2 separate regions of the Homo sapiens genome follow, and region 1 is linked to region 2. The links are chromatin loops, found by intact Hi-C in ENCODE. Cell type or tissue: prostate gland. All regions are shown on one strand. Links, peaks and the distances in the headings refer to the core of each region. The heading gives the core; the rest is flanking DNA.

The links. Peaks named below come from ENCODE experiments on the same cell type or tissue, not always from the same donor. Only the 100,000 strongest peaks of a DNase experiment are listed, where the experiment ranks them.
Region 1: a loop joins it to region 2, with 2.9 times the contacts of the local background. A loop is called at or near these places in 27 of 110 quality-filtered maps.

The regions. Positions count from the first base shown.
Region 1 is chr6:70,161,608-70,173,498 of GRCh38, reverse strand. It overlaps COL19A1 (collagen type XIX alpha 1 chain), which reads right to left. Exons shown (of 51, transcript NM_001858.6): 35 at 11,546-11,599; 36 at 10,103-10,156; 37 at 7,514-7,558; 38 at 5,424-5,474; 39 at 5,284-5,328; 40 at 4,818-4,844; 41 at 1,482-1,535. Among named protein-coding and RNA genes, the nearest start is that of COL9A1, 140 kb to the left of the region's middle. In prostate gland, for the core only: a CTCF peak has its summit at 6,952; no DNase peak of the experiment used is centred there.
Region 2 is chr6:69,829,853-69,841,743 of GRCh38, reverse strand. No RefSeq gene overlaps it. Among named protein-coding and RNA genes, the nearest start is that of COL19A1, 31 kb to the left of the region's middle. In prostate gland, for the core only: a CTCF peak has its summit at 5,846; a DNase peak (open chromatin) is centred at 5,863.

The sequences.
Region 1 (11,891 bases), core at 2,238-10,237, 330 kb before region 2:
TCATTATTCTCTCTTGGATTGTAGGATACCAAGTTTTCCTCCTACCTCGCTGGTTACTTCTTAGTCTTCCTTGCTCTTTGCTCCTTTTCTTGATCTCCTAATACTGGAGGGCCTTGGGGCTCAATCCTTGACTCTTCTGTTTCTAAAAACTCTATTGGCATTCCCTTGGTAATCTTATCCAGTCTTCCGCTTTACAACAGCATCTCTATGCTTAGAACAGCCAAATTTATATCTCCACTTAGACTTCTTTTCCACATTCCTTACTTTTATATCAGACTGCCTACTCAATACCTTCACTTTGCTGTCTAACAGATATCTCCAAATTTGGTCTCACGTACAAAATTAAACTCCTGATAATTCCACCCCTTCAAAATAGGCCTTGCTCATAGCTGTCCTCATTTCAGATGATGTCCGCCCTATTTTGCAAACTGCTCAGGTCATAAAACTGAAGTTCGTGTTTGACTCCTCTTTATTCTCTAATAATGCAATCAATCTGAAAATCCTATCAGTGCTACCTTCAAAATATATCCAAATCCAGGCATTCTCACTATCTCCACTGTTTCTGCTCTGATCTGAGCCAGCATCACCTGGCACCTGGATTACTGGATATCTTCTAACTGGCTTCCCTACTTCCACCCTTGCAACTCTCTGGCTGCAAGTTCCCTCATGCCACTACTCAGAAATCACCGATGGCTCTGCATTTTACAAAGATTGAAAGATAAAGGCCTTACAATAGCTGTTAAGCCTTTTTATTAGTGTTTCTCAAACTTCCTGTGGTAAAAGAGCAATCTTTTATTTATTTTCTAACATATCATGAACAAAGATAATTCTACCATCACATGCTTGCTAGACAATTTTAGACAAATTACTGGACATGTTTTTAGGTGCTTACTCTCAGTCTCTGTAATAACCTTGCCACTGAACCCATAACAAAGGGTCTGCAGACTGGCACTGGTTCTCCACTGGCTATACATTGAGTAGTACTGCTCTATATGACAAGGCCACTTCCCACCTCCACCCCCACCTCTCTGACCTCATCTCCTACGACTATCTCCTCACTCCCTCCCCTGGTCTCTTTGGATACATCAGGAAATCTTATGTCTCAGACTCTTTAGACCTGCTGTTTCCTCTTCCTGGAACATTATTCCTCCAGACTGGAGGGGACTTGGCTCTCCCTCTCACCTCCTTCAGGTCTTTGCTCAGATACTGCCCTCCTACCCCGTCAGCATTCCTGATCCTCCTTAACCCATTCTACTTTTTCTTTCTTTCCATAGCCCCAACAATAAGATGTAATTTTAAAATGTTTATTCTTTTAGTTTCTATATCCTTTTGCTAGAATGTAAGTCCCATGAGTACATACATTTTTGTCTGTTTTGTTCCTTTATATATCCCTAACCTAAAACAGTTTTTGGCACATTAGGTGCTCAGTAAACAATTTTGAATGTTGAATAAATGAACACATTTCTAACTTCTGTGCTTACCTTTACACCTGGAAATCCTTCTAATCCTGGCAACCCCATTGCACCAGGCTCTCCCTGTTAAATATGAACATAAGAAATGCAGGAGCAATAATCAAAATGTTTTTAAGCATTGGTTTCCAAAGCAAAGATTTTTTTGCTTAACCTTCCCACCCCAAACATTGATGTGTAATTTAGCAAGGAAATGATATGCCCTATTTTTAAGTAATGTATTATTGCATTTGATGTTTGAAAATAGTTTGAGAATAAAAGCTATTCTCCAGAGAGGTATATTTTCTGATTAATCATTTTCATTCTGATTGAGAATCTAATCAGAATGAATCCCTCTACTCAGTGATAACTCCAATTTCAATAAGAACTAGAATGAAAGATGGGGCTTTAATAAAGTTTGCCAATTTGTGAGCTACCTGGTGCTGCTAGATTTTCAGAGAATAAGAATAAACTGTTTAAGAGTAGATGAAGATGGAGCACTCAAAGCAGTGTTTATCATCTTTAAGTATTCTCTGCAGCTGGACAAGAATTGTGAATGCTTAAGAAGTTGACCCCAGGATCATTATCTCCAATAACACTAAAAGTTATTGCTCAAGTTGATGAGTCACTGGAAGGGGGTAGATTAGTGTTTTCTATTTTTAAAAATCTTTACATTTTCTAGTGTATGGTCCCAGGCTAGCTGGAGCCTGTAGATCCTCAAGAAACACTTTGGGAAAAGCTGTGGTGAAGGAAGTTGCTAACTCTGAACAAAAAAAGCATTAGGGAAGGGGTGTTCAATATTTTGGCTTCCCTGGGCCACATTGGAAGAAAAAGAATTGTCTTCCAATAAAATACACTAACACTAACGATAGCTGATGAGCTAAAATAATCACACACAAAAAGATCTCCTAATGTTTTAAGAAAGTTTACAAATTTGTGTTGGCCATATTCAAAGCTTTCCTGAGCTGCATGCAGCCCATGGGCCATGGGTTGGACAAGCTTGCATTAGGGCTTTAAGTTAAAAAAGAGATAAAGTGGGGAGTTGTTTGATGCCTTCTTGTTAATAAATTAATGTTCACTGCAAATATTTTCTTAGGACACCGGATGCTTTAGACATAATCACAAAGAAACAAGAGCTTTCAAATTGTGTTCTCTGTAAGTGTGTTTTTGCATACATAATTCCAATCTGCTTCAAAAATATTACCAGGGATATAACTTCATTATTATTTATAACATTGCCCTTATTACAGAATACTTAGTGAGTGAGCATATGAACTGATATGCTTTCTATGTTTCAGAAATCTTTTAAAATGTCCCCTAATATGTAACTTGACAACTGATCAAAAAAAAAAGTTCAGATTCTGTTCTGCATAAAGTTCTGTATAAGAGGCCCTAGGTTGCTGACAAAGGAAACACACTCTTTGATTCTCCTTGTTTACATTCTCAACAGTCCTTAAGACAGAGGTGCTCAATCAATCAACATTTGTTGAAAGTAGCAATAATTAAATATTTAATTAAACATCATTTATAAACTGAATACCAAAGGAATGAAATGGAGCGCCTCAGAAGATAATAAATTCAATTAAGGGTAATATTCCTCTAGAAAGGTTTATGGAGAAGATTAGAAATAGTGAGGCAGGTCTATTGTCATGGGATTTGAAGAATGTTGGAAGAGTAAATTTCCAACCTCAAAAAGACTTCTCAAGTTTTTGCTCTGTGATCTACAATTCTATCATTCCTGGATTATTTCTATGGCAGGAACTATTATTTTTCCCTACAGGACAGCTGGTGGGAGATGATGAGAGTTGCAGGGTGGTGCTGACAGAGAACCCAAAAGAGTAACTTCAAAGTTTCATCCAGGATGAGGCTGAATGTGTACACTAAATGTGTATTTCATTTCATGATTGCATTTTTCTGTTTCTGTGCTTCACTCACTCAATTCACATCTCTAAAAGCAAGGAACACACTTCAATCAGTTTTTATTCTTCATCCTTTGTTGTAGCTAAGAAATTTGAAGACTAATCTCTTCAAATTCTACTCAAATAGGTCTACATTTTTGTTGCCAGCCCCTTTTCAATGCCAGTAAATTATAATTTATCCTTTATTATAATACTTAAAAAGTTCTTATCTTAATCTGCAGTTATTAATGCAAGAACTTCAAAGAATGTTCCCAAAAAGTCAGTGAGAAGCCTAGGTGCTTTTAAATGATTCAGAGAAGCTGTTTTGTGTGTATGAGTATGAGAGGGAAAGACCAGGAGGAAATTTTTATCAACAAGATGTAAGAAAATTAAAATTAGAATGAAGCGTATAGTTGGTTTCAGGTAAAGATAGGGTAGACAGGGTGAATGAATAGTAAAACAAAGGAAACTGAATTACAGAATATGATCCTAACTAGTTGAAACAATGCTTTCAGGGGATAACAATTTGGCTTTTAATATATATTGCCCAATAACAAAATCAAACAGCTCTTTAATGCATCTCTTTAAAATATGTTTTTAGACATAAAAACATTACTTGTTATGACTTGTCCCTTTGCTGGTTTAAAATTTATTCATTGAGTTTTAACAAACTGTACTATAATGAAAAGGCTTTAAATTTTTTTTCACATGGCAATGGAAAGTGTTTTGAAAATTTATTTCAGCTTTAGGTACATTTGAGTTTCAAGTATATACCCAAAGGTTAAAATATATACAAATGAAACATGAAGGATATGCTTGAAAAAGACATGACAGGAGAAAATGCCCAGCAATAAAGGGCATCTAATTGAATTTGGCAGAACTTTTACAGAGGCTCCATGGTTCAGAAAGATGCTGAGAACAATTATCGTCCTTTAGGCGGCTGGAGGACATGATCTCCTTCCATGCTGAGCATAACCTCCTGATACATTCCTCCTAATAAGCAGCCTTATGACAAAACATATCTCCTGCAAAATAATTGCCTAAGACGTTTAAAGCAAATAAACAGTTCCTTTTTTTTTGTTGGGGAGATGGCAGATATATTAAGGGATTTCTTTCCAGTAAGTATTTCTCTTCCACAATCTACTTAAAATTGAATCAATTATCAGAAGAGGGCTATTAGAAGAAAGTGCCCCATTTATCAGAGTTTATATGTGTCTTCCTCCATCACAGGATGATTTTAAAAACACACTGACGGAAAGAGACAAACCTCAAGGGCAGTGACAACATCAGGACTAATGCATCTCAGAAACAGAGAACATATTGCTGGCATTTATATTGTGGCCTGCTTGTCACCACCAGCATGTTAATTGATGAACACCTAAGAAGGCAGGCCATTTTGCCCGATGCTTTTCTTTCAAAATTTAACAAAGACCAATATTCTAAATGACACAAAACATGGGAACATTCATACCACTGGGCCAGGATCGCCTTTTGGGCCCTGTAAGAGAAACATGGAAAGTCATTTTTCAAATAATGACCAAAGCAGTTACAGAATAAGAAACACTGTTGTCCAATTTGCCTTAATACACATACGAATATTAGCAAGTTTTGCTTTAATTACAGTTTGAATTTGAAGAATAAGATGAATAAATATAACTTGATGGAAATTTCATAAAAATGATTGCTTGGACATTGACTTAGTTCTTAGATTTGCAATGAAAAAAGTGACACCACCATGAAAAATGCTGTTTTCCATTATTTTGGCTGCATACATTTTCTCAATTTTATTATAATTGGTTTTACTTATTTCCTTCTGCTGTAAAATTTGGCTGTATTCATAACATGCGTTTTTCAGTGAACTTAAGAGGTTTTTATTGTTTGTTTTTCATTGTGGTTGTTCAGCTAAAGTGTGTTTGATGATAAACAACTGTACTTACAGGAGGACCGGGTGGCCCTGGGTAACTGGGAACATTCACACCTCCCTTCAAAAGAAAATGAAAAGAAAAGAAAAAGAGAAAGATGAGACGAATTTACAGCAGTCTATAACTGGATTTTAAATAATTACAAATATAAATACCTTAATTTTATATAAACTGCTCATGCCGTTTCGTTCATTAAATGGAATACCCTTAGGAAAGAGGTGAGATACAGAATTATTCTTGGAAGTTAATACTTTGCATCTCTACATTTTATCATTTTACCAAATGATACTATTCCTATTCTATTTTTTACTTTTTTCTATTCTATTTTACAAAGGGAATTTAATACTCTAAGTAAAATAATACATTTTAATTTTTAGCTTTTCCAAAGCAAATGCAGGGAAATGAAAAGGGAGTGTGAGCTACACCTGAAGCACACGGATACTTTCAGTTGGGGTTTAATTAATGTTCAGGTTTGACAGATGAGACACTAATGCATTTGGAGGAAAATATTTGCTCATTAAAATTCAGTTTCTGAATTGTCAATTTATACTAACTGTTTACAGCCTGCTAACCTGCAGGCTATAATGCCATAGTGCTGATGAAGATGTGAATAGGGAACAATTTGGCTACTGAAAAGTAATTTTTTTCCACAGTCTTTTCATACCAAATAGAAAATTAAGGTAAATGGGGAGATGACATTATCCACAACCCTGTGTGGATGTTTCTACAAAAATAAATTCTTTAGGATAAAAGAGAATAAGAACATCTTGAAAAAAATTGACATGTCCTAGAGTAACCAACACTTAAAGGAGAACTTATTCTATAGTTTAAAAAAATCATACATTTTAGCATTTAGGAAAAATTTCCATATAAAAATTTTAGTTAGAATCTTTTGTCTTTCTTTTTAAACATTTGTATAGAATCAATAGTCAAATCTGCCTTTTCCTTTCTGCAGTTTTCACATATCAGTTGCAGAGTTGAAGAAGTCACTGTTTCATTGTTTCTGTATGATGGTGGCCAGTAGTGTTCTGTGAAGACAATTTGCATGCATCTTCCAAACACTAGTGATGGAAGACAAACGCTCCATCCATTTATTACTCTATTATTTAACTCATTTATCTGACAGCGACTGAATGTCTGCCATATTTTAGTGTGCTACGTCCTGGAGAGACAAAGGATATTTTCATCTGAGATTTCCAAAGGAGGTTTCCCAGGGAAGAAAACATTTAAACTGTGTTTTGAAGGATGGATGGTTTTGGAGAATTCAGAGGGAAGACAAAGACATCTTAAGTGCATTATAAAATTATAGGTCCCTTTCATGAACTCATGTTATATTTGCTGTTCTGCCCACGGGGGAAGGAGTGAATTTTAGGATTTGAACCCTAATACTTTCCGTCCTGCTTTCTTGTCAAGGGAAAAGGTCAGTAACACAGATGAACAGATTTAGGAAACAAGTTTAGGAAATAGAGTGCTAATCTCTTCATTTACGTGTACAAAGCATGCAACTGCACGCAGACTGATAATAATCCTCATTGTCTTCGGAAAGTCACGGTCAATTCTGCCCTTTCTATGGTGAGTTTGGTTTCTTAAAGTATTCCTGTGAGGTGGGGTAGAAAAGGGTGTTTTGCGTGATATCTCAGCTCGGCTCGGCTGCGATTCGAGCGTGGCCCCACATGAGGGCAGACTTGCCACGGAGAGAGGCTCCTCTCCTCTCCACCGTTTCCCTGACGGAGCGTGCATCTGTCTCAATCACAATAATGAAAACATCGATGCCTCTTGTACTTTTTGTTCACTAAGAGCTACATAAATAGAGTTTCCTTGCATCTCAGACATCATGAATGGGAATGAACACATATAGCATAATATCCGATTTTCTACCAACTCGCATCAGCGGAAAGGATCTATTTTTCTGGCCCTTCTCCTTTCTGTGAATGAAGCACATTAAGGTTAAATGACTTTCCCAGGGGCCCCGAGCCAGGAAGTGGAGAGTCGGAGCACAAACCCAGATTCCTAAATCCAAGATGGGGAGACCCGCAGTATGCCAATCTGAGCATTGCACATTGAGGCTGAACCAAAAGGAGAACAAATCAGGTCTCTTTAAAGCTACATTGGCTATCATTTATATTTATACACGAAATTCAGAAGAATTTTATCTTTGAAAACATCTAAATGTAGTCTTACCTCTGAGTTATAAAAGTCTTAAGTAAACACATGAATTTTAAATTTTAAGCCTAGAACAACTCACAGGTGGTCCAGGTGGTCCGGGTTTCCCAGGGGGTCCGTCGCTGCCCTGCAAGGGATATATAGACATATCAGCGGCGTAGACGTTTCTACCCCAGGTTTACAAACTATCTTCTGAAATTAATCACAGAGCCATCTTCTGAAATCGATATGACTTGCCATGTTGTTTCAGCCTTGTAGTCTTATTCAGCTGGGCTCTCCTTTACCCAGGAAATACATTTCTAGACCGCAGGACAGGTAAAGGTCTTTTCCCATACCCATTCTGACTCTCACTGTGTGAGCTCTAGAAACGAAGCTTATTTTTAGATGGAGCCAGACAACCCAGGTGCTCATGTCCTGGACTTCCAGTGCAGCTGGAGGAACTCTCCCAATGTGGAACTCTCCTACAAGCAGGCAGTGGGCTCTGGGATTGTGGCTCTGAGTCAGCCTTCACTTTGAGCCTCATTTCTACCACCTTCATCTTTTGGGAACCAGAGGGGACATCCACATAATTTGACGAAAGTAAAAAAATCACAACCTGTGTTGTGTCTGCAGGAGGGAAACTTCATCTTCCATTTCCTACGTTAATATCTGACTTTACACCCAAGTCAGACACATCTTCCTGAGCAGAAGCAACTGTGGTATAGTACTGTTTAAAGCAAATAGTCACTACAATTTAAACAGTCTTAGACTTACAGGAGAAGCAGACTGAAAATAGAATTTGTGAAAATGAATTCAAGTTGAAAGTTGAAAAATGTATTTCACTTCTATTTTTATAAACCATAGATGTTTATCGGTCCATAATAAGCAGAGCTATTGAAGTCCCTCTGGTGTCTCTCAGCAGTTCTTCCTATAACTCTGCTTTTCTCTCAGAATAATAGCCTCATAAAATCTCTTAAGTCCCTCTATAGCAGGGGAAATGGCAAGACATGGTTAATTAAAAAAGAATTCAGATAGAGTAAAATTTCTACTCACAATGTCCAAGAATTTTGAGGGATTTTAGTCCATTCCCATAAATGTAATCAAGGACTTCATTCCAATACCCTGCCATTTTTTGTAACGAAAGTATCATAAAATCTTTTGTTCATGTTTATCAATAAAAATAAACTGTAAAGTTTTTCTTGCAATGCTTCTGCCTGAGAATATATAACAAAGAACAAGCATATTGTTTCTTTTCCCAAACTGCTTTGATGTGGCTATCTCTCTAAGACATGTCACATTCTGCTGACAACTGGCAGTGTCCTTCAAAGAATTATGTCATAGTTCTAATGAGTCAACAAACAAGGAAAAATATGTGCCTACTGAAAAGTCTTTTTTTTCCCCCGGCACAATTAAAAGTCATATATTCACTCTCATTTGTGCCCCAAAGCTCATCTCAGTGTGGAATTCCCATTAACTTCAAAGGCAAGTCTATGACTGAATAATTTCCATAGAGAACAGAGAAAAAAGGCTAGTGGGGTTGGGCAAGCTCCTTGGGATAAAATCAGAAAAAAATGTGCAGAGACTATCTAGAATAAAGTCATTGTTTCCTTCAAAATGTGTTGGGATTCCTTTGCTCCTTGATGTCATTATGTTCCACGTTGGTCAGGGAACTTGTGTCCTGACGAGTGGGTGGAAGCTGCTTGAGTGGCTCATGTGGACTCTTGATTCTTACTTCCCCGATCTAAATAGCTAGGCTTATTCCACTTACTTGCTGGATCTGCCTGGACTAGTACAATAGAGCCAGTTTAGATCTTAAATGGGGTAAACATGTAAAACTGTGTGGTGTCCTGTCTGAGACTCATCTAATGCTGGTCCTCCTTTCTGACCATGGCAACCCATCTGTCCAATAACTGATCTCCCCAGGAAACAAGCTATCCTGGTTCTTCAGTAAATTTCCCCCATGACCGTCTAGGGACAGAACTTCTCGACTGTCTCTGCAAGCTCTTTGGTTACCAGAATCTTGGTCCTGAGAGCCAGTCTGCTGTCTGGAGCTTTTGGAGGTGGGGCCTTTGGGAGGTGATTAGGTCATGAGGGTGGAGCCTTCATGAATAGGATTAGTGCCCTTATAAAGGAGGCCCAAGGGAGCTTGGTCACCCTTCTACTATGTGAGGACACAGCTAGTAGGTGACATCTATGAACAAGAAGGCAGACTCTGTCAGACACCGATTCTGCCAGCACCTTGATCTTGGACTTCCCACACTCCAGAACTGAGAGAAATATGCATAAATGTTTGTTGTTTATAAGCCACTCCGTCTATGGTATTTTGTCATAGAAAACTGACAGCCCCTGTGGCTGGAACTCCCTGGTAGACACCACATTACTTGCATCCTTCCAGGAGGCTCCCCCACCCAATCCTTCCACATAGATGGTTGCCCAGGATTCTGAATCCAGCCTGAACTTTTGTTTTATGGAACCAATATTCTATTTATCCTTTCTCCTAGGAAAATATCTCCCGTGTTTAGAATAACCTTTGGACCTGTGTTCTTCCAAATCCACTACAAGAATAGGTACTTTCTACCATCATTTCTACTTTTAGGCTTTGCTTGATTTTATGGCTCTCTCTGTGAAGAGTCTCATCCTGCTCCCACTCCAAGCCCCAGTTTGGATGGTAAGTGAGGCTTTTCCTTTGTACCTTTTCACCTTTTGCTCCTGTGGGACCAGGATGTCCAGTTCTTCCCATTAAGCCCTGTAAAACACAAAACTAAGTTTGTTACAGAAACAACAATTAAATGGCCAAAGGGTATTGGAAGTTGGTTACTAAAACTTACACATTTTGAAGGTCATTTGATCCTAATTAAATAAGCCCTAGAAGCTTATGTTTCTTCTGGCTGATACAGCAGCTGTATCCTGCTGATAAGCCCTTGGAAGGGTAAAATTTGTATTTGTGGTCGCTTTTTCACCTTCGTCAACCACATTTAATGACCTTAATTGGAACCTTTTGATACACTTAAGAATCTAGTCTTGCTGTTTAAATGGCAATTTACATAACATTATGCCTTTCTAAATGAGCTATAGTTTTGGTAGGGATCAACATTTTAAATACTTCAAGGCGGCAGAATTAACAGTGTGCATATTGAGTTCTATGATCTGCATTTTACCACTGAAAAATAAAATTTAATTTTAATCCTTTGGGAACAGAGTTAGCTATAATTTTCATGGTTTCTTTCACAACTCTTTTTCATCGTTTTTAATTTTAGTGAACAATTTAAAGCCAGGTTTGTTCTGTATAACTGTGGCGGAAGCATAAATGACACAACTTTAATTATGGAAAATCCTTATTTCAGAACATTAAAATATATAATTACATTCCTACTGGTGTGGTAAAGACTCTATTGGCATAGGAACTCTAAGAAAGGATGAGGTGGAGAAGTTGAAGCATGTGCTGGGTTGCCAGATTTAGCAAATAAAAACACAATATTTGGGATGAACTTATATTAAACAATTATTTGTTTATCTGAAATTCAAATTTAACTGCATGCACTATATTTTATCTGATGACTCTAGAATTAAACTGTTTGAATGAGAGATTGGGTTTGGCAAGTATAAAGCAAAAGAGATTCTGTTCTAGGAAAACAAGACAGTGAAAGACACGAAGGCTTTGATGGTGTGTTTGAGGGGCAGTGAAAGCCTTGACTAAAATAGAGGTATTTTATTTTATACATAGGAACAAAAATAAATGAAATCTGATAATCCTTAGCACACTTTTTTTTCCTTTAGAAAATAAATTCTCAGTTTGTGGTGCCATTTGACTATCTCTTCTAAAGGTTAGTGCCAAAAAATTATAAATAAAAAATAGAATGCTCTTTTATATGCAATTTCTATTTCAAACACACTAGCTTAATCGCAGACTGCTTTCTGGTCTGGTGGAATTCTGAGGCAAGTCCCCAGGACACTGAGTAGCCTTAAGTAATACTAAATGAAAATCTGAGAGCTTGGATGAGGCTACTTTTCCAGGCAATATCTGGACAATCTACATAGAGGCACAGAGAACAAAAGGCAATGAAGAAAATTAATTCACCTTGCATCAAACCAGCAGATATAAGCTGTGAGTGCAATCGTTTTAACAAATACTTACAGGGGGTCCAGTCGGGCCTGGAGCACCTGGAATGCCTGGAATTCCTTGAAGACCCTGGAAAAGATAGTTCCCATCATAAAATCTGTTATATCATTGGGAAGAAGGCATTTTAGTTAATCAAATATTTTGACCATTGAACATTAAACACTTATTTAGCTAATCGAGAAACATAATGTTTGTCATATACAAATATACTTTTTTAATTCTAATTTTTTAATTTCAAAAATAAAAATTTTTCTTTAGGGGTGCAAGTGATTTTCGGTTATGTGGATAAATTGTATAATGGTGAAGTCTGCGATTTTAGTGCACCCATCACCCAAGTAGTGTACACTGTACCCAATAGGTA
Region 2 (11,891 bases), core at 2,449-10,448:
ATGCCAAATATATTTACATATCATCTTCCCGGGAGACAAGGCAATTTTTTTAATGTAGTCATGTACATTCTTTTAAAGTTCTTAGCCAAGTTTATTATAGTGCCAAAGACAACTTGAGATTTGTAATGAGAATAAGAAAAATGTTAATGAAAAATAAATACGTAAGAAACAATCCATACTCTTCCTAGAAGAAAACTTAGGGGAAAAGCTCCTTGATATTGACCTTGATGATTTTTTTGATAACACAGCAAAAGTTCAGGCAACAAGAGCAAAATTAAACAAGTGGCACTACACCAAACTAAAAAGATTCCTAGTAAAAGAAACAGTCAATAAAATGAAAATGCAACCTATAGAATGGGAGAAAATATTTAAAAACCATAGATCTAATAAGCATTAATATCAAAACAATATATGAAACTCACACAACTCAATAGCTAATAAAAACCAAATAGCCAAATTTACAAATGGGCAATGGACCTGAATCAAAATTTGCCAAAGAGGACATGCATATGGCCAATAGAAATGTTAAAAAGTGTTCAACATCATTAATCATCTGGGAAACGCAAATCAAAACCACAATGAGATATTACCTCACACAAGCTGAGAGATAACAAGGGTTGGAGAGGGTGTGGAGGAAAGGAAACCCTTATATATTGCTGATGGGAATGTATATTGGGACAGCTATTATGGAAAACAATGTGGGTGTTCTTCAATAAATCGAAACTAGAAGTACCATATGACCCAGCAATCCCTCTGTTGGGTACATACCCAAAGGAAATGAAATTAGCACCTCATAGAGATATCTGTGCTCCTTTGTTCTTTTCAGCATTATTTATAATAGCCAAGATATGGAAATAATTTAAGTAGCCATCAACAGATGAATAGATTTTTTTAAAAAAATTATGGTATATATCTACAATGGAATATTATTTGGCCTTTAAAAGGAGAGATATTGCCATGTGACAACATGGATGAACCTAGAGGACCTTATGCTAAGGAAGTAAGCCAGACACAGAAAGAAAAAGACTGTATGATTTCACCTATACGTGGAATCTTTAAAAAAATAGTCAAATAAATAAAAACAGTAAAACAGTGGTTACCAGGAGCAGGGAGGGGGAGGAAAAGGGGAGAAGTAGGTTAAAGAGTACAAATTTGCAGTTATGTATGATACGTTTAGAGATACAATGTACAACATGAGGATATAGTTAATAATATTATATTGTATTCTAAAAATGTGTTAAGAGAGTGGATTTTAGGTATTCTCAATTCACTCACACACCCACGGTAACTATGGAAGGTGATGGATATGTAAATTTGTAGTAATCATTTCACTCATTTCATTATGTATATGTGTGTAAAAACACCATGTTATACATCTCAAATATATACAATAAAAATTTTTAATAAGAAACTATAAACAAAATGTATATTAAACGACCACAATGAAAAAAAAAACTTTAAAAGTCAACAAAAGCAACCAACTTTAAAAATTTCTGATGTGTTAAATCTTCAAACACACATGGAATTCACTGGCTAGAAGATACTGAAGCAAATAGTTTTGTAAGAGTGAAAAATGATACATTTATATAGCTAAGAATAGAACTAGCCGTTATAGTACCTAAAATAAAATTACAAGGACTATAAATCTTTATCCTTTAGGGTATACTGCTGGGATTAGAAAGAAAATCTACTTATGATTTATGATCTTAACAGTTCTGAGATTTCTATAAGTGTTTTTTCTTTTTCACTTCTTAAACTTGCTTTGGCCAACCTTACTATGGCATTTGGAGCTTACATTTTGTAGTGGAAATATACCATGTAAGCATGATCCATGTTCAGTGTCTCAGTAACAAATATTCCTTATTAATACATATTACCAAAATACAGCTTCTTGTGAAAAATAAATTTGAGTCTAAGTATTTCAGAGTATAGCAACAGGAAGTGCAAGAAAATGCGGTCCACTATATGTGGATTGAGGTGTTTTATCAGTCAAGTGAGAGTTGGTAGACTTGGCTTAAAAGCACCATGTCATAAAACACAATAGCCAAGTAACATCGGTGTAGGCAGGTTATATACAGACAAAGCATAGCATAGACTATTACAAAAATATAATGAGAAAAAGGATGCTTTCTTTAAGGTCATTTATTAACAGCCCTTAAGTTTGATCTACAGAGAAATTAAAGTGCTGAAGTGAGACAATTACCTGGAAAGACTGGGTAATTAAAAAAGTTTAATTTTTTAAGTTATTCCAGCCTTTATCTACTTTGGTTGTTTATATTCAGATCACTGAATAATCACCCAATTGCCCAGGTAGCTTTGAGTTATAAATGAGCATAAGTTGTTTACCCAGGGCAAAAATAAATGAGTTTTCCACTGTAAGACAGAGCTAGGAAATCAGAAAGGGAGTTGATCAGAACCAAATGTCCTAAAAAGCTTGATGCAGAAGTAGTCAAAGTTGCAATGGCACACAAGCGGAAGTGATGTAAAAAACATCTAAAATAAGGGAAAAAAGATTAATCCCGTGGTGAAATTTCAGTATTTGTGGAGTCTGAATGGAAGAGATATTTTCGTTCTTTTAAAAAAAATTTTTTTGTAAGCTCCTGAATTTCCAAGAAGGCAATTTAAACCAGTCTTTATGAGAAGGCAATAATTTAAAAACAAAAATAGGAGCAGAATTAGAGTAGATTAATAATAATATGAACTAGACCTGTGACCTCCAATATTTGTGTTTCCTGCCCTTAAAATTTCTGATCTAGATTCCTTAACCATCTCAAAGAAATTCTGAAGAAAAAATGGTAAATGAAGGAAAAGCTGTTCACAACACATATTCTCTGATGCTGTCTCCTGATTATAGTCTTATATTCTTTATCTGGGTGGAATGTGCATCATCAATAAAATGTACATGTATTTCATTTCTGACCTCAAATTTTTTTTCACATAGTCTGATAAATGTTTATTCCTTACAAACAGCCATGGTACATTTTATGCCATTAAATTCTAACAACACCTCTATGAGATGCCAAAGTGGTTATTAAACCTATCAGGTAGTATACAAAGAGTTAGCAAAACAGAGGTCAGCCTGAGTTTGAAGCCAGGTTCTGCCTCTTACTAACTGTGGAAGTTTGAGAAGTTACTTAACCTCTTGATGCCTCAGTTTACTCATATGTAAAGTGGGGACAAAAATATTCCCTCCATAAAAGGGTTGTTGTGAGATTTGAGTTAATGCTTATAAAGTACGTGGAGCCATGCCTGGAACATAGTAGGTGCTAAATAACTAGGAGCTGTTAGTACTCTATTTAGAGTTAGATCTAATTTTGAAATCTCAGTTCCATGTGTCTTATAGCTGTGTGCCCTGGGAAAATCCCTTCATTTATTTAACGCCTTCTTTCTTCTTGGATAATTTGGAGATTTAAAAAAATCAAAAAGAAATTTCACAAGGGTGTCATGAAGACTTAATGGGATAAAATGTGTCGCAGTTATTTGTAATGTACAAGGAATAAAAGTTGACCTAGACGGCTAAGAAGTTTTGGCGCCAGAAGTCAACTGTATATATATAATACTAACTTACTTAGACACCAATGTTCACTGACTTTCTGACTCTGGGAGTACATTCCAGATTTGTTCTGTAATAAAGGAAAGTAAAACTGATCCTTAACCCATCAAGGCTCCTGTACTTACCATGGAAAATGACAATGTTAAAAATTACACTTCTGACAAAAGTTACATGTTAACAATAGCTTTTCTTTTCAGTATGAACATCATTCTCAGTTTATGTGATAGTATTGTAATCAAAGGTTCAGAAAAGCTAATGAAATACTATAAAATGTCAACTGTAAAAATAATTTTAGTGGAACGAATTGGAGAAGTGGAAAAGACAAATTGGTTAGGAATAAGACCATCCTAATAATTAGCCATTAGAAAATGGTCTCACTGAGCAAAATAAAGGTCACATGGGGGTCAGCTGCTAAGGTTCTGAATTATCAATCAGAAAGTGGATAATATTCAGAAATCAATGGAGAAACTAAAGACTTTAAGCCATGCAACACAATCAACAATGAATTACACTTACATAAACACTTTCTTCAAGTCTCCAAATACATGGCAATCATGACAAACGAGGCAAAAGTAGGTGGAAGGTTGAGGAAGGAAGAAACTTGGCTTTACATCTGGTGATGGGGCAATTTTAAGAGTTCCTCTTCTGATATGGGTTTTGAATATACCGAACAGGAAATGAAGGTCTTATCCTAAATTCAATGGCATTTCCCTCAAATGGCAAGTGGTTTCTCCAAGATTGTGTCTAGACAAAGGAATCCATGACTGGGTGTGGCAGTACCTGGGCACGTCCTTGTTCATCAGTCCTTTTGGTCAGGGGCTCTGACTTGGTTGTCCTTCTGGCTCCTGCAGTGTCAAGGATGGTTTTGCACAGTAGTCAGTAATTAAGTGTTTAATGAATGAATCTTCATATATGTCTTACCCAGTCATTTATTAAAAACTTGACGGAAAAAATCATCTTCTATTTGTTTATATTCTTCACAGTATATATGGTATAATGAATGTAAACATAGACAATTGTTAAAAATTTAATTGGAAGAGTTTTTATTTGTATTTTTGAGAAATTATGGTATTAATACATATTGTTGATCCCTTAGTGACTAGGAAAATTGTAAATTAAGATCATTTATATCAATTATAAGAAATAAAGCAAATAGTAAAAATGTACAAGTTGATCATTTTCATGTGCTTAAGTTCTACTGTAAAACTAAAATTTATTATGAAAATACTTAGGCTGTTAACTAGGCACTGCCACTGATTAGAGAGTTAAGTTTGGAAATTTCACTTTTATTCATAGTGTGATAGAGTTGGCTATTAGATTAAATGAGATAATACATAGGACAGTACATTGAACAGTATAAACCTAGAATCATGCCATGCTCAATGTAAACAGGCACTAGGAAAGAGACTATAACCAATTTTGGGTTTTCTTTTTTTAATGTCACAATTGTAGTTGTAGAAAACCCGATTGGTTCTAGAATTAGACAAACTTATGGCCAAATCCTTAGAATGGCACTTACTTACTGACTTTGAGGAGTTACTAATCTGAGTGCCAAACTCCTCATATGTAAAAGGGAGGTCATTCACTTATGCCTTCTTAGATTTCTTCAAAAGATAAATATGAAAACATATGTAAAATGTTTAAATCAGTGCCTGGCATGTGGAGTATGCTTGTTTGTGAACATTTTATCCCCCTTCCTATTCTTTTTTTCTGCTCTTCTATCAACATATCCTCAGAAGGGTGGACAGGGAACAATGAGAATATTCAGGAAAGGGAGCAAAAACTGCTATGAAGATGGAAGAAACAACAACCATGTGTTACTACTGGCTCTTCTCCTTCCCCAAAAAGAATTTAGTCTTACTGCCTGTACTTTCTCGCCTTGTTAGGTAAGGTAGCTAGTCTTGATAAAGCAAAGACCTGAATGTTAATTCTGGCCAAGAGTTTGACTTGCATAACACGAAATATTTCCCTTAACTATTACTCTAGGCTTTATTTCTTCATCTGATACTGGTATGTCTCATAATTTTACAAGTGATGGATAAGGGCTGAGAAGTGGGGCAGGAAATAACTAAGGCAATCAAAAGAGAAAAATATGCTTGTAAAGCACTTAGAGCCATGCTAATTCTGAATGTTATCCACTTTCTTATCCCCTAAGAAAGTCTGTGGAAGAAGAAAGAAGAAGAATCAAATATGAAACTCATGAAATACATCCTTAATAAAGCCCTTAAATTCCATTACTCTAAACGTCTGGAATTGACTTGAAGTACTGACAACTGTAGAGCACCATCTAGTTTTGGCCTCTAGAACTGCAACCAAGTCTTCTGATTCTCAATGGTACGTAAAGTTAATTCCCAGCAGGGGGAAGGAAAACTTACTTTTTAGTGTTTTTAGTTTATTGGTTAAAGTTCTAAATTGGCTGTTTCTTCCCCCATTCCCTCAGAAAATAAGCACGCTTTGCAACAGCTGTTGTTCATTTGCCATATTAGAGTTTCTTATGGAAAATAAATCATTCATAGGTAAATATGAAATATAAAACAGATCATAATAGCAAAGGTTTATGTACATTTAAACACAATGATGTCAGTGGTTTCATTATGAACTTCGTTCTCTGGTGCTTATGAATCAGCAGCATAAATTCGCAGTAAGTGTAATCTTGGTGTATAATGAACTCCAGTGTATTTTAGAAACAATCTAATTTTAATAAAATCAGTATTTTATAAAAAGAACAAGATTCCAGTTAACAGTTTTAATACCAAAAGTATCTTTTAGTATTGAATGGAAAATATTTTAAAACAAAATGTTTTTGCTATCTGCATTTTTTCACGGCTTAAAGATTACATTATACATTTCAGCTAATCATTTGTACTGCCCTTTTTGGTCAATTTAAATATTCCTCCAGTTGAGTTTATTGTGCATGTGTAACTATTTAGAAATAATTAAAAGAAAGGAAATAAAATTTTACAAGGGTTTTTAAAAGAATGAGAACACAGATTGATTTAGTTAACTGGAATTTTGTTCATAAAAAGACATCCTTCATGCTTGACAACTCACCATAGTATTCATGTTATATTCCTACATAACCTTTAAAAATATTTATTAGCTACAAAAAGAGTAATCACTTTTGATTATTCTGACAAAAATCTTTGGAAGTTTCACATTGAAAAATGTCATCAATGCTTCAAAATTATAATACTTTAAATTTATGTAGGACAGTAGTATCTCAAAACACTGTTTAATATATCACCTATTATCAACAAGCTTTATGTAAGAGGCCACTTTAAGTGCTTTAACCTATATTTTTCTATTCCTTAATTGTTCTACCTATACTTAATTAAACTTCTGGTTTATTTTTTTCTTCTTGCCGTGTAGTTGAAAATGTGTTTATTACTCTAGGAAAATATTTAACTACCCAATGCCAGGATTCAGTGGCTACTGGGAGCAGCGAAGTCTTAGTATTCAGGCCATTTGACACTTCTCAAGAGCTAAAACATAATTAGGCAATACTGAACCTGATGAAGGGCAAAATAAAGCATCCTTCAGTATAGCCACTTCTACAACACCCTGAAGAATTAGTCTCATCCCAACTGACCCAACCATACACTGTTCTGAAGAGGATTCAACACATTTATCAGTTGTTCTTAAATAATCCCCTTAGTCCAGTTCCAACCTTTCAACATTGTATCATATTGTTAGTTTCTATAGAAATTTTATTTCCAATCTTTTCAAAAATATTGCTTAGGACTGTAATCCAAAGCAAGCATTACTGAGCCACTTCTGGGTAAAAAGTGCACCTATCAGACAATAAGAAAGCAAATTTAGGGGAGCAAGAGGAAAATTGTCAAATCACTGGCTTTCCAGATAAGACAACTCTGAGTTTTAGTAAGGTACAAAATGTGGAATGATCACCTCTGTCAAAATTCAACTAGAATGTTTTGGACATTTGAATAAAATTGGCAGATTTAATTATGCTTTTTATTTTCAAATTGGTTTTTGGGACTCAATGCAAACATTTGAAATGTCAAGGATTTAAGCTATTTGTTAACCAATTTACAAATAGGAGCATATATATCTTACTTTGCAAAGTTACCTAATATGTTTTTTTAAAAAGGTAATTAATTTGTAAATATATATTCTTTTCTCCAAAACAAAATTGCTCTTATCTTATGGTTTTCTACAATACAGAAACAGTCTCTGAATATATAACTGCCTAAAGGTTTCTACTTTTTTATTTTTACTCATCTAGATAAAAAATTCAAAACTAATATATGAACTATAGTGCTCCTGTGCGGTGAATACTCCAAAAGGGCAAATTTCTTAGAATCATTAGAAATACAAAAGTTAAAGAGAAAAGCAAATAAAAGTTGAGGGGGATCGAATCTTTATGGAATTACTGCAGCAGTTGGTAGATAAGACAATTAGGCCACATTGATAGAGAAACAAATGCACAAACACATGGAACTTTGATCAATCATCTAAAGTTGTTTCTCTTGAGATCATGATGAATAAGCTTACAATATCTGATGAGAAAGAATCCTAAAACAGGTACAATCATCCCTTGGTATCTATGGGAGATTAGTTCCAGGGCCTCCCTCAGATACCAAAATCTGAGGACGCTCAAGTCCCTGAAATAAAATGGGCTACTATTTGCATATCGCTTATGCACATTCTCCTGTATACTTTAAATCTCCCATAGATTACTTATAATAGCTGATACAGTGTAAATGCTATGTGAGTAGTTGTTAGACTGTGTTCCTTAGGGAATAATGGCAAGAAAAAAAGTCAGTATAAGTTCAGTACAGATGCAAATATTTTGATCCATCATTGGTTAATTCCAAGGACATGGATCCCATGAATACAGAGGGCCAATTATACTATGTTTTGGGAACTACTCTTTTTTTATATAATTTTTTAAATTAAAAAAAATAAAGACAAGGTCTCACTATGTTTCCCAGGCTGGTCTTGAACTCCTGTGCTCAAGCGATCCACCTGCCTAGGCCTCCCAAAGTGTTGGGATTACAGGCGTGATCCACCTTGCCTGGCCAAGGAACTTCTCTTTTTTTGTCTTGTTTTTCTTAAGTTGGTTTTGTCTCTGGTTATTGCTAGAGGGAATTTGTCTCTAATTCTAAATTTCTCTGGGAAAAGCAACTTTCTATTAGTAAAAATGTTAATGAATTACCAATGATATCTTGAAACTACAAAAGTGTTCCATGTTAAATGTGCATTTTATAATGATAGAAACAATCCAAGTCTTGAATTACATGGAATCTTGTCTATCAATGTTGATTTGCTATTAGAGAGTGACCAGACAGTGACAAGAGCAAAAAATTGAAAGCAGGCAGAAAGAATCAGCTAAAGCACAGAGTTGAAAGAGGTGCAGAGGCCAATCTCAGTAGCAAGTCATAGCTGACAGAATGTGTAGAATGCTGGCATAGCAGGATGAGATATGTCATTTCATGTCTCTTGAGAAACATGACAACCCCATAGATGTAGCACACTTCTCATTGATTTCTATTTATCCTTTAAACTAGAATAGGCAGCACAACACAGAACTGTAGTAGTCTATCCAAACATTTTCCCTTTTATATTTACATTTTCCATGAAAATAAATTCAATGAAACCTGAACAATAAACCTAAATAAAGCTAATGGAAATGATTAAATCTATCAAGTGAAATTTAATTTCTCATTGGTTTATACTCCTCTTTATAAATTCTGGAACCACTGGACATCTATTGGAATGTTCAGTGGTGTAAATTCTGGAACCATTGAGTATAGAAATGTTGAAAAATTGAAAATCCTCATATCATCCCTATGATACTTTTGATCCAATCCTCTACAGTTTTAAAACAAGAGTCCATGATTTGTCATTTTGTTCTGTTATAAATTTATGTGACACATGGAGGTTTTTGCTAATTATTAGATAGGATATAAGTCATTCAAAATTAATATATCTACTAATATCCACTATTAAAAAATGCAGACCAAATCAAGGAGTTTGGGTTTTTCTTTCTTTTTTTTGTTTTGTCTGCCACAGTGTAGTGCACCTTATGGTCACCTAACACAACAGTTTCTTTTCCATGTTTGTAGAATTCCCACCACATGAGGCAGAACTTGCCTCCCACCATTAAAGTTGAAAATATGAAATAGTCTCTTTCCCAGCTAAGTGCACAGCACAGGTGGCAATTGTGTTTTCACCAGACTACATTTACGGTGTGATTTAATCATTGTTTCTTGCTGCATAGCCTTTAAGTTGTGTGAGTTCCCCAATACCTGTTTAACAAATCCATTTTCTGCTTAAATCAAGCAGGGTTAGTTCGTTGGCCGAATGATAGAGCAAATGAAGAGACATGGTTGCAGACCACAGTCTATCATGACAAAGGAGGGAAGCAAAGGGTCTAATATGTGCCCGGGTGGAATGGAAAACAGTGAAAATCCTGTTTATATTAATTGATAGGACTTCAGAAATCACAGCATCAAATTATTTACTAAATCATCTAGGACGAAATACCCACTGAATACAAGGCTTTGGGGAAATAAGTGGCCAATCCCCAGGAGTAGTTTGAAGGGCTTGAAGAATTGAGAGACTTAATTCTTGGGAAAGGGTAGTTATTTCTAATGGTACCACTCATACATAAAGAGAATGACAAGGTGAGGGAGGATAGCTAAGGATCTCTCTGTCCTACATTTATGGGGCAAATTTATGCATTTGTATGATTTTGTTTCCTGGACATATATTGCTCTCAAGAAAATTTACAGTGGCATGGGTGCCCGATGGAGCACTAGTACGGGCTAAAGTCACTCTTTTCACAATATATTCAGCTTGAATTTTGAATGATTTCCCCCATATTGGAAAGAGTCAGGTACAATTAAATAATTAAATCCAAGATAGATAAGAAAGGAAGTAAAAGAACATGTAATCCTTAACTGTGTTAAAATTTCCACTTCAAGATAAGTGAATTGTGTCATTAGTTAGGCAGGTTAAGGTATAGGGCATGCTCCAGCACTTGAAAATGCAGAGTGCAATAGAGAAGTTGGGAACAAAGAGTGAGCAGGAAGCTGAGGACAAGCATACAGGAGAAAGGTAACTTGACAGCAAACATTGGCCTCAATGAGAGGAACAAGTGTTTAAAGACGACTCAAACAAGACTCAAGTAAGCATTGACACCAACTTAATCTCAAATGCAGGGTTTAGCAGCAAGGGAATCTGATTAGTTGTTCAATTTGTAAGTTGGCAGAATCCCCACCCCTTCACATTTCCTAGGGAACGGGGACTTACAGTATTACAATTCGCTAAGTCAACGAGACCTCGATGACTGGCTTTCATTTAAGTTGATGTCTCAGGAGGCTCAACTGTTTAAGATTTTTTAAAAAGAACTGAGATAACTAAGGACTAACATATACATGTGAAAGTGGGAACCCAACCTATTAACTCAGGCCTATATTGAAGATGAGTAGGGAATACAAGGATTTAACGTTACCATAGATACTTTACCAATAGCACAGGAGTTTTTGGTCAGCACAAGAGTTGTGCAGTGCAAACAGATTCCTAATATCAGAGAGAAGGCCATTTCCAAAGTCCCTGATAACAAAATTTCCCGCTTCAACTAGGACTCTTCAAGACCTAGACTGAAATTGATTTTTTAAATTGTGTGGCATCCATTTGTATGGCACAGCATTCACTGAAGAAAACAAAACAAGTCAAGGGTTGAAAAATTGCCTAAGATGTTGTTTAAAAGATTTTGCTGTCATGTTTTAGAGATCACAGGGAATAAGAGTTTTTCAGAAGACCAGAGATGGTCATTGTAGTCTCCAATTTGAAAAAAGAAAAACAGATAAATCATTTAAAAGTAGATTAAAAAATAGAGGTAGACTTTGCTTCTTGAAAAAATTCCATTTGGATCATTAAGCAGAGAAATTTTCAACTTTGGGGAAATAATGTAGTAAACATTAAATGAATTAATGAGTCATTTAGATAAGATATACCAAGATAGCATCATTTCCTTTTTTAAAAAACAGTGTTTCTAGACTGGTGGTAAATAAAATAAAAACGAAAAGTGTAGTCCACAAAATATTTGATTGAAGCCCTTTTTGATAACCTGTGAAAAAGATAGTGAAATATTAATTGAGTAATAGTATATGTATTAACAATGTAAATTGTTTAGAAAGATGTTACACACTGAATATGAAGTTGAAACTGACTTTTTCTGACTATAAAATTCCTTATATATTAAGGACATTAATTATTTAAATTTTTTATAGAAACATAACTTAGGCCAGGAGGCCTAAGATGGAGATAATGCAATTAACTTAGAAGTATATAATCATCAGATACCTTCTAT